Regions from separate parts of the Mus musculus genome. Here region 1 is linked to region 2. Evidence: chromatin loops called from intact Hi-C (ENCODE). Cell type or tissue: gastrocnemius. All regions are shown on one strand. Each heading gives the region's core, and the rest is flanking DNA. Links, peaks and the distances in the headings are about the cores only. Region 1 has its middle 40 kb from the start of Gm34745. Region 2 has its middle 74 kb from the start of G2e3.

Evidence for each region. A loop is a pair of places that touch in the nucleus more often than their neighbours do. Peaks named below come from ENCODE experiments on the same cell type or tissue, not always from the same donor. Only the 100,000 strongest peaks of a DNase experiment are listed, where the experiment ranks them.
Region 1: it touches region 2 in a loop (3-fold over the local background); 6 of 42 quality-filtered maps call a loop at or near these places.

What each region holds. Positions count from the first base shown.
Region 1 is chr12:51,194,036-51,199,419 of GRCm38, forward strand. No RefSeq gene overlaps it. Among named protein-coding and RNA genes, the nearest start is that of Gm34745, 40 kb to the left of the region's middle. In gastrocnemius, for the core only: no CTCF peak of the experiment used is centred there; a DNase peak (open chromatin) is centred at 2,521; H3K4me3 peaks cover 332 bases; H3K27ac peaks cover 2,485 bases.
Region 2 is chr12:51,271,253-51,276,636 of GRCm38, forward strand. No RefSeq gene overlaps it. Among named protein-coding and RNA genes, the nearest start is that of G2e3, 74 kb to the right of the region's middle. In gastrocnemius, for the core only: a CTCF peak has its summit at 5,142 (motif pointing left); DNase peaks (open chromatin) are centred at 2,426 and 5,157.

The DNA of each region.
Region 1 (5,384 bases), core at 256-5,255, 77 kb before region 2:
TCTCCAGCCCCATCTTATTTTTAATTGGCATAACAATAAATGTATAAGGTATTGTGTCATCCTGCGATCCAGGTAGACACAGAAAGGTATGTGCTTTTCTTTGAGTGGTTTCCCTCATATATGGAGTCTTTAAAAGTTGACTGTGCCAGCCATTGCAGAGATGTTAGGCCCTTGGTAGTTCATGAGACTGAAAGTCTGAAGATGAGGCATAAACTCCTCTCCAGAGCCACTAGCCCCTGAAGCCACTAAACCACAGCACCCTCACTTACTGCTTTGAAATTCTCTTTCATTGTTTGCATAAAATTTCCTTTTATTAAGTGCGGGATATGAAAAGGTTTTCAAATAATTAGTACAGTTAGTCTAAATGTAAAATAAAAAAAAAAAGCTAAAAGGAAAACTGTGCGCAATTAGGATTTGCATAATTTCTTTAACACTGCTTAAGTTATCTACATTTGCACCTCAAAGTAGGACAGGGTTTTGGGGAAAACAGAATAAACCATGTGCCTGACCTTTGCCGTCCCTCTAAACACCTCGACTCGTTACGGAACCTAAGGGATTACATCCTTGAGCACTTTTTCCCCAGCAAGTTTTTTTTTAATGCCTGCTTATTATATCTCAAATGATCTTTCTAGAAGCAGGGAGGGTGAGGTATGGGTTTGCAGGCGTGAGTCAGTAGATCTTGTGAACCATCTGTCCCCATAGACGTCCCTCACAATGTCACAAATTCATTGCAGAAACAGTCATCTCTTCTCACTTAAAAAAAAAAGTATGGGTACCCATACATAAGATACATTTACATAAATACATACATCACCTACTGCCAATTAGTATGCATTGATGAGCAGGACCCGATAACCCTGATGATAAGTGAAAGCACATTGGTACCAAGTTGTCCCTGGGAAACCCACGGCAATCTCAGCAAGTATTTAACTTGAGAGTGGATGGAGGAGACTCATTACTGGCCTGGCTTGTTGCCTTGTTCCATTAGAAACCTTGATTAAAGAAATTTTAAAAAATAAAACATGGAATGCTAATTAAACTGTTAGACCAATCGTAATAAACAAATAGGTCTAATTTGGGGAGCAAAGAAAGGGGGTAAAACACTCCAGCTCGGCGGTTCCTTTTCTTACACCAGGTTCTCTGATTCCTGCTGTAAGAGTGCCTGTCCCCAAGGCCTGCAGAGCAGCAGGGTTGCTGATTCCAGAATAAAGAGAGAGAGAAAATGTGTCAACTTGGTGAAGCTGCCTACAAGCTGTGGCTTGTAAGACTCCCTGAGATCACGGTCCGTGATTGCAGCCTGTCCTGCTCACGGACTGTCACCTAATATCGCATGTTGTAAGTCGTGAAGAATGTGTTTAAGTATAAATAGTCCTGCCTGGCTGGAGCAAGCAAAACTGTTCCTTCCATTCGGTGTGCACACAGCTTGGAGGCCAGGGTCCTGGGTGTACCAGTTGTATCTCCACATAAAATGAATGTCAGCAGTACCCTAGTGTATAATATTGTCTATTAGACAGTGCATAAAGGCCTGCACTGTGTGTACATACTGTAACCACACAGAAAACATTACCAAATGAACCTGCTTTTAGCCCACTGCCTCATACGGTGGTAATTAAGGAGAACTGCTTTTTGATTTGCAACTATTTGCTGTTCTGCAGGAAAAACATAGCTCAGACCATCTTGTTCCATTTGTTGTTGCCACGCTTAATCTTCTGATTCATGAGGAATTATTACACCCAATACCTATGGGGAATTTAATTGTTTGGCTCCTACTTCTCTGGCAAGTGTAATTATGGAGGAGGAGGATCTATAGATTAACATTTTTTAAAAGCTTCATCCAAGAGAAAAATAAATAAAGGGAGGTGGAGTTTTTTGTAAAACCTGGTATTGAATAACATCCAGGTTTGAAGCAATGCCAGTGCTGAGCTTAAGAGAAAGTGTCAATGCCTAAGTGGGAGGTCAAACCAGGGACACGGAGCCCAGAACTTTGATCCCATGGCCATTAACTTGAAAATCAACACACCCTATATATCCAAAGGGCATTTGCAGATCACTGGGATACATTTTGTACTTCTAGGTAGTTTGAATGAGATGGGAATGAACTTTTAAGTCTATTTCCATTGCTTTTCAAGGACAGAGCTTCATTTTCCCACAACCATAGACTAAGAGAACTAATGATTTAAAAGGCAAGAACGAGCTGCTATTTCTCTCTGTGCCAATAAATGTTCTGCTAGGCAGTCGTGCCCAATAGACAGGAGAACAAGGCTTATAGCAAACACAGTAAGGGCTCACCTTTGTTGCTGCGCAGTCCCAGACTTTCAGCCTCTGAGACAAACGTCACTGACTGTTTCTGGAACTATGGAAGTCCCCATTGCCTGTAGTGGCACACCCGTGGCTCTCAAAGGTTGGTGACTAACCAACCACCCTTACCCCTCAGGGTGGAGAGCTTGCACGTGTGTCACAGCTTTCCCAGAGTCTCACCACAAGATTAAGTTCCAGTTGCCCACGTGGTGCCTGGCCTAATGCCACATTCTTGGTTGGCTACCTTTCCTTCTTTTACTCCCTTCCTGTTGTCCTGCATCTGACTTCTTGTCTTACATGTTCCTTCTAGGGGAGCTCACAGCAACAAGTGGCTGGCCTCAAAGGCCATGTAGCAGATAAAGGATGTGCAATGAGAAAAGGACAAAAGAAGCCAGCTTGGGTGTACAGCAACTCTACCAACTTTGTCTACACGGCCATTCAGATATGCAAGCCAACATACAAATTCCTAAGGCAGGCAGTAGCAACTGTTCCAAAGAAAAGCAAAACAGATCCATCATTTCTCTTGGGCCAGAGTAGTCAGATAACGCAGAGTAGGAAGTCTGAGATTCTCATAGTTGTAGAGGTTAGAAGTGCAAGATCAAGGTGCCATAAGGTGCCATGAGGATTGGCTTCAGGTGAGGCCTCCCTGGATTGTAAGCAGCTATCATCTGAATGTGTTGGCATGCAGCCATATCTCTATAGAGAAAGTCAGAAAGAAAGGAGGCGGGTGCTTCTGGTGCCTCCTCCCTTTTTACAGTGACACTGGGCCTATTGGATTACAGTCTAATGTGGCTTGAAATAACCTCCCGAAGTGCATGTTTTAGATGCTTGGTTCCTAGTTGGTGATGCTATTTTGGGAGGTTTTAGAAATGTAGTAAGATGTCGGCCATTGGAGTACCTGAGAAGAGCATACCTTGTCCCCAGTCTCGTCCTTCTCACTGTTTCTTGTCTATGTGCCATGAGTTACAGAGCCTCCTACACCATAGTTATCAAACATAGGACCTTTAGCACAGTAAGCACACTCCTTTACACTATATTTTGGTAACAGGCATACAACAGCAACTGACAGAGGATCCCGCTGTTATAACCTCACTGAACTTTTTTATCATCTAGTTCTGCATTCAATCTCCACATACAATCACATGAGAGGTAAGAGTTCAGTCTATAACACAGCCTAAGGTGAAGAACAGGAAATATAAACTTAGAGTTGTCATACCAGTTGGAAATTAAGATGGAAAATTACTAAAGTGTCTGATTAGAATAGGTGTGACTATCCAGTAGCTGACTACTGTTTTCATTGTGAAGTTTATTTTACATATTTACTTAATTGCGTAGGGGATAGCTTACACAGGAAGTTAGAGGGCAAGTTGAGTTTTTCTTTCCAACATGTGGGTCCCAAAAATTGACCTTGGGCCATCAGGTTCAGCAGCAAGTACACTAATATACTGGCTCATCTCACCAGCCCTTTCTTTTAATCTGGCAAATGACTCCATTTGTATGAGTCAGAACGTCTTTCCATCATTTTTAGCTGTATGATTTTTCTTTATCGTATTTTGATGCTAGAAGAAGACAATTTTAATCTTTACAGAGATGTTCACAAACAGAAAATACACACAAAACAGTGGTATCAGTCCTCAGAAGAGCACAGAGCCCTTCAAAACTGCCATGCCAAGTACCAATGGCCTTCTGAGAACACTCATCTTTCAGGAGGATAGAAAGTGTGTGTCTCTTTGCCCCTTCTTAGAATTGGGAACAAAACACCCATGGAAGGAGTTACAGAGACAAAGTGTGGAGCTGAGGTGAAAAGATGGACCATCTAGAGAATGCCACACCCGGGGATCCATCCCATAATCAGCCTCCAAATGTTGACACCATTGCATACACTAGCAAGATTTTGCTGAAAGGACCCTGATATAGCTGTCTCTTGTGAGGGTATGCTGGGGCCTAGCAAACACAGAAGTGGATGCTCACAGTCAGCTATTGGATGGATCACAGGGCCCCCAATGGAGGAGCTAGAGAAAGTACCCAAGGAATTAAAGGGATCTGCAACCCTATAGGTGGAACAACAATATGAACTAACCAGTACCCCCAGAGCTCATGTCTCTAGCTGCATATGTATCAGAAGATGGCCTAGTCGGCCATTATTGGGAAGAGAGGCCCCTTGGTCTTGCAAACTTTATATGCCTCAGTACGGGGGAATGCCAGGGCCAAGAAGTGGGAGTGGGTGGGTAGGGGAGTGGGTGGGGGAGGGTATGAGGGACTTTTGGGATAGCATTTGAAATGTAAATGAAGAAAATACCTAATAAAAAAATAAATTAAAAAAAGTGTAACCTACCAAAAAAAAAAAAAAAAAAAAGAAAAAAAGAAAAAAAAAAAGAGAAAGTGTGTGTCCTATTAGTTGCTAAGCTATTTTCAAAGGCCACTTGCTCTTTTCGGAACATGGTTGGCTCTCCCTCAAACACTGCTCAGCATGACCAAATCAGAGAGCTGTATATAGACTACGCATTCCCCCCCCCCACAAAAGACAGTCCATGTCTTCAGCATAATTACATGGTACAAATAATAGAGGTTTTGTTAACTAGCAGCTCTTTTTTTGCAAAGGCTATCAAATATCTGGGGCAGCATAATGCTGTAATTGCATCTACGAACCTGTGTAACATTTAGACAATAGGCTCCAAAGGTCAAGGTACATACTACATATCCACTGTATTCCTCTGATGAGCCTAATGCTTAATGTGATGTGGAAAGAAGCTAAGCATAGAACATACGCTTCCCCATAAGAGATAAATCTCTTTTAATATTAAAAATGCCAAATTATTCTTTATTTTGAATAGAGTTTTTATTAATAGCTTACACATACTTTCAGTTACTGAGATGACAGAAGGATTTGATTCTCTATATACTCTTTTAGTCAGCAATAGGTGGGGGAGAACTCTCAGCTCTGTTTTCCAGACACAAAGATCAAATCTCAGTTAATACTAATCAAATACAGATTGGTCATGCCAATATAAGGATCTGTGATTTGTGAAGAATGATAACCCAGACTCAAATAGACTGCAATAGCAAAGGACGTTTATTCTGCAGAG
Region 2 (5,384 bases), core at 327-5,326:
AAACTTCAAAACAGACTAGTATTGACTGTGTATTATGGTTCCTAGAGTTCACTCTTATGCCAGACCCCACACAGCTAAGCTTCCAACTGGTAAAAATGTCTAAGTCTTCTCTTCTTAAAGCAAATAAAAACTGTAGACTTTGTGAGATACAACAATGACTACCCAGCAAGACATGCCCCCTGGTGTATCATGTGACACAAGCGTCATAGAAGTCATCTGGTTAGATTTAAGTCATACTCTAAAAGATAAAACCCATACCTGGCATCATTATTGATTTTTAAAAACTCTCTAGATAAACAGATCATAGACCCAAAGAGAGAACCTACTACTATTCTTATGCTAAATTGACATGGTATTAAACTGACTTCAAATAACTTATTGTTACGCCCATAGAAAATACATCTCTAAGCCCTCATTAAAGAAGCTTTTGTTTGCAATAGACAAAATGTGGTGATAAACACTGAGACCCACAATTGCTCAAAGTACACAGAATAAGAGACTGCAGAACGTTCAGCTCTAAATGAAACATATACACTGAACTCCCCCTCCTGAAACTCAGGGATTGCTGTAGAAGAGAGGGCAGAGTGAATGCAAGAGCCAGAAGTGGTGGATCACTACAAGAAAATACAAATGCAGCAAGGTAGCTGTGTTTATGAACTCACAATGGTTGGGACAGCATGCCCAAGACCTGTGCAGGTCCAAGACAGACCAAATTCTATCTTGGAGAGTTGGACAGGAGAGTTGGGCACAACACCACATACCTAGCTGGAGAGGGATTGTTAATTGTTACCTGCTAGAAGAGGAAGAGTCAGTGTTCTCTAAAAGCATTAACTTTCAGAAATTAACCATGATCTGCTGAAGGCTGATGGGGTGATATAATTAAAAGGGCACAAAGTTTCATGGATAAGGGAAGTGGGGTGGACCTTAGAAGACTTGGAGAGAGGGTGAAAATTATCAAAGTATGTTGTATAAAATTCTCAATGAAGTAATTAAAATATCTTTAAAGACAAAAAAAAATTCCTCCACCCCTGATATCTCATCTCTTTGGACTCATGAGAAAATGACTGGTTCTTCTCTTACCATGTGACACTATTCCTAGGATAACGTAAATAGATGTCTGCTTATCCTCGACAGGGGATTGGCAGCAAATGCTACTAACTCGTTCAACTTGAAAACCAATGTTGGAGCTGGGCGTGGTGGCACACGCCTTTAATCCCAGCACCCAGGAGGCAGAAGCAGGCAGATTTCTGAGTTCGAGGCCAGCCTGGTCTACAAAGTGAGTTCCAGGACAGCCAGGGCTACACAGAGAAACCCTGTCTCAAAAAAAAAAAAAAGAAAGGAAGGAAGGAAGGAAGGAAGGAAGGAAGGAAGAAAACCAGTGTTGGGTTTACTTATAGAAGTATGGGTGAGGGGTTACTTGAGGGACAGAAATTACTAAAAGGGAGCTCCATCACAAAAGCCTATATAGGCATGGATGACAACTCACGTAAGCTGTAACCCTGGAAGTCATTGTACACCGTGAGTTTCTGGAACACCCTGAAGGTAGCACAACAGGTTAGAGGATGCCTCTTCTAGACAAGCACCTCAGCTTGTCTGATCATCTCTCAGCAGTGCTTACTGCTTCTACATACTTGGGGAGGGAAGGGCCTAGTGAATCTGGTCAGTTTCAGGCACTTCCTAATGCTTTGCAGTTGTCTACTCCCTAAGCTTAAAGAGTTTCCCTACAGGATGGAGTGTTTTACTTCCCTTGAGAGCATCCTGTCTATCTATGTAACAGATTCCTAGCAAGATAGAAGGTTGTCTCTTGATTTAAAAGAAGTTGCTATGCCAATGTCCTCCAGAACCCAGGGAGTGTAAAATCACTTCCACCTTGCCACACTTCAACAAAAATCTGTCAAGTTATTCAGAATCTCCCCTGCCATTGGTGTCTCCTCTGGATAATTTTCCCTCCACTAACCCCACCCCCCTCCCTTGGCTATAAATCTCCATTTCTCCATGCTGTATTGGGAATGGAGCCCATGTCTATTCTGAAGTCTCTTCTCACTGCAATATTTCCTGCATATAATATCAATCTGTTTTTACCACATTACTGTCCAGCTCCAGGCTTTTCTTTAATTGTATGTAATTTTGTGATAATAAATTGATAGCGAAAAGAAATAAACATTTGCTTCAACCTGGAAAGTTTTTATTTAAAGTGCTTACATATATTGAAAAATCAGACTGGTGTCTTTAAAGCTCCAAGTTCTCTGTTTATCTGTAAAATGTGTGTATGATCGCCACCAAAAAATTCTACGCTTCCTTTAGATGTGAACCTCTGTCTGCTGCTCTTAAAAGTGAGACAAGGGTTCAGATTCCAGGTCCATTCCGTTCTTGGCTCTGCTGCTCAGACTGCCAATTAGAGCATTTTGCAATAGAGACATCTGTCCACTGGACTGAGACCAGCTCATTTCACCAAGCAGTTGTCAAAAGATACTGACTTTCTGTCGCAACCTGCCTTGGATTCTAGCTCGTGCCCTCTGAGGTTATAGGGCTTCCTCTTCTATCACTAAATCCTTCAAATGGCCAGAAGTTAGGCAAACTCATTTTCAAAACTAACTAATTACAAAATCAAAAAGTCATCCTGTGTCCTTTGGTTTATGGAACTTTTGCTGGTGCTTACATTTATCGTTTACCAAAAAAAAAAAAAAAAAAAAAAAAATCACTTAAGCCCACTTTTATTCTTCGAATCTGTGAGAATTTGAATTGTCTTAAGAGAAATGTATGTATGTAGTAAACGTGGCTTGAATGGATTTCCCTTGAGCTACTGTTATCTGTTAGGCTGGGAGCTAATGATGCCAGCTTCAATTTCCTGAAGGTATCTGCTGAGTACCTGAGAAATGTTCTCTATGCAATATAACTAACTTGTCTTTTCAAGGTAAGAAGTTCTATAAAGAGAAAGGTAACATTTGAAGTTACATTAGTCTGAATGTAGTTTAGATTTTCAGCTACATAGAGTTGCTTTGAAAGATGAAAATAGCTTTATTGTTACATTTTTTGTAGTGGGTGTGTGAGGTGATTAGCTTCCAGGTAAAGATTATGTAACTGTATTGATCGGGGCACCGGGGTCTCGCACTCTTAATGAATCATGCCAACTGGCAAGAAGAGCTATAAAAGTCCACCTGCTTCTCGTCTCTCTCCTGAGCTTACATTTATAAAGGAGAGAAGCCTTGCTCGCAAGTTAGGAGAGACAATGGTGAGAGAGGCTTCAATGCTTCCAGATCATGGGTATAAACAAAACAAGGTGCTGTGTCTGTCCCTTGTGGTATAATTTTAAAATTAATTAGGTGATGATAAAACTATTCAGCTGAAATGATGGCAGAGCCATGAGACACACAACACAAGCGTCTGTCAGAGAAACCTGCCGTTCAGACAAAGCTCCAAACTTTATCAAGCTGAGTGCAGACAGCAGCTAACCACACTCCAGGTTCCGCTTGCCCCTATTTTACCTTTCTAGGATGCAGGTAGGTGTTTAATAAATCCCACTACTCCTTTGGACAGGAGGAAACAAAACAAAATATAAAGGTCTTCTCCTCATTCCGTATACCTGGGCAATTAAAATTTCTTCTTTCACAGCCAATGGCCCCTGTAGCTGAAGCCTGTTAAAAGTACAAAATTTTTAAGATGTGGGGAATATTTGTGCCAGGGACAATGCTTGACCAAACATAATTAGCCGAATTTAGATAAACTCTCAACCTGGCTTTCTTTAACTTGAATAGAAAAACATCACACACTTCATTGAACATGAATGGATTTGAAAATGAACATTTGGATTATCTGTAAGAATATCTTCCCAGAATAATAGGCCCAAGATTTTTCGATATGCAGCCTAGAGTTCTTTGTTGACCCAAAGAATGCATCGGCCTTCTGTTTTCTCTGTCTACTCCTATTTGCTGATTTTTGTTAATATTTATAATAACAGAAATAGTAGGTGAGGGAAAGCAAGAGAATAACAGATCCATTGAAGTCTTTACTCTTTGTTTTTTTTCCAGTGCTTCTCATGAATTTTCTTGGGGATAATTAGAGATAAATGGTATGGTATTATGTTTGCTCAGATAGCAATACAAAAATGCCTATTTCCGTCATTTTCAGTAATAGACTTTCAAGCTATATTTTCCTCAAACTTGATCCTCATTATTCCAGTAATATTTAAGCTATTAATTTCTCCAGAGAGTGCTTTTTGAAAATGGTAAATTATAAGACAAATCCTAAAATTACATTTTCTTTAATTTACAGTATTGTTCAAGCTGTACCGTTAGCATAAATGAATAGTCTGAGCTGCAGTCTGCAATAAAGCCTTGAGCATTAAACAGTTGGCTTGGAGACAGAAACATTAAGAATATGATTGAATTTTTTTTTTACAGAAGATGAAATAACAGCGTGCGCAAAGGCTCATTTATGATAATTCTAACATTTCTGCTACAGTTATAGAAACGTAACAACATTTACCAAAGAGAAAGGAAGAAAAGAAAGAAAGCGAGAGAGGTGAAGGGCTTTACTTTCTAACCGACTGCAACGATATCCACTTTGCCCTTCGTGAAGCGATATTCGCAGTTACATGTGTTCTCCTTCTTTTGAGTTTCAAGTTTACCCTTTGGAAAAAAAATACAAAAGCAGGGCTTTTCAAAACAGAAGTCAGTGAAAGCAAATGTGTTGGTACTTGATGTTTAAAGCGCAGGCATGGTATAAACATGTAGGGGTGGAAATGGAGTCAGTCAAGCTGCTTGCGACTGGGGAAGACAATGGACTCTATAAGGGGCTATAAAACATCAGCATGCTGACTTATTTCATCACGAAGAGATGCTAATTATGCTAATGTACAATATAGAAGTTTGCCCTGAGTTTAAGGGTATATTTATGTCATTTATTTATTATGCTTCATTACACACTAGTTATAGCCGCTTTCCTTTTGGTTTACCTTTTCCAAGGATGGGAATTTTGAAATAAATATAGGGACTACCTTTCTATACGACTCTGAAGACCACTCTCCTTGAAGACATGGACAATCTGGTTGGTGCATTGCTAACAATAACCAGGGCTAGGCAAGAAAAGGAAACGCTTTAAATTCTCCCAGACTAAAATCACTACCGCCATCTAGTGGTAACTGACTGTGAGTCTCCCAAATTCCAGAACACATCAACAATTTTTTTTTAATGCCATTTTGTTTTTTAAATTCGTGCTTATGTCAGAGAGTTGCGCTTTATAGGGAATTTGGCGAATTGTTGTTAGTTTTCTGGAAGACGACACTACAGTCTGAAGAAACGTGGTGTCGTGAGCTGCAGAGTTTCATTCCTAAAGCCAATGGCATTAAAATGACAGGGCTGCCATGTAGGTAGGGCGACTTGACA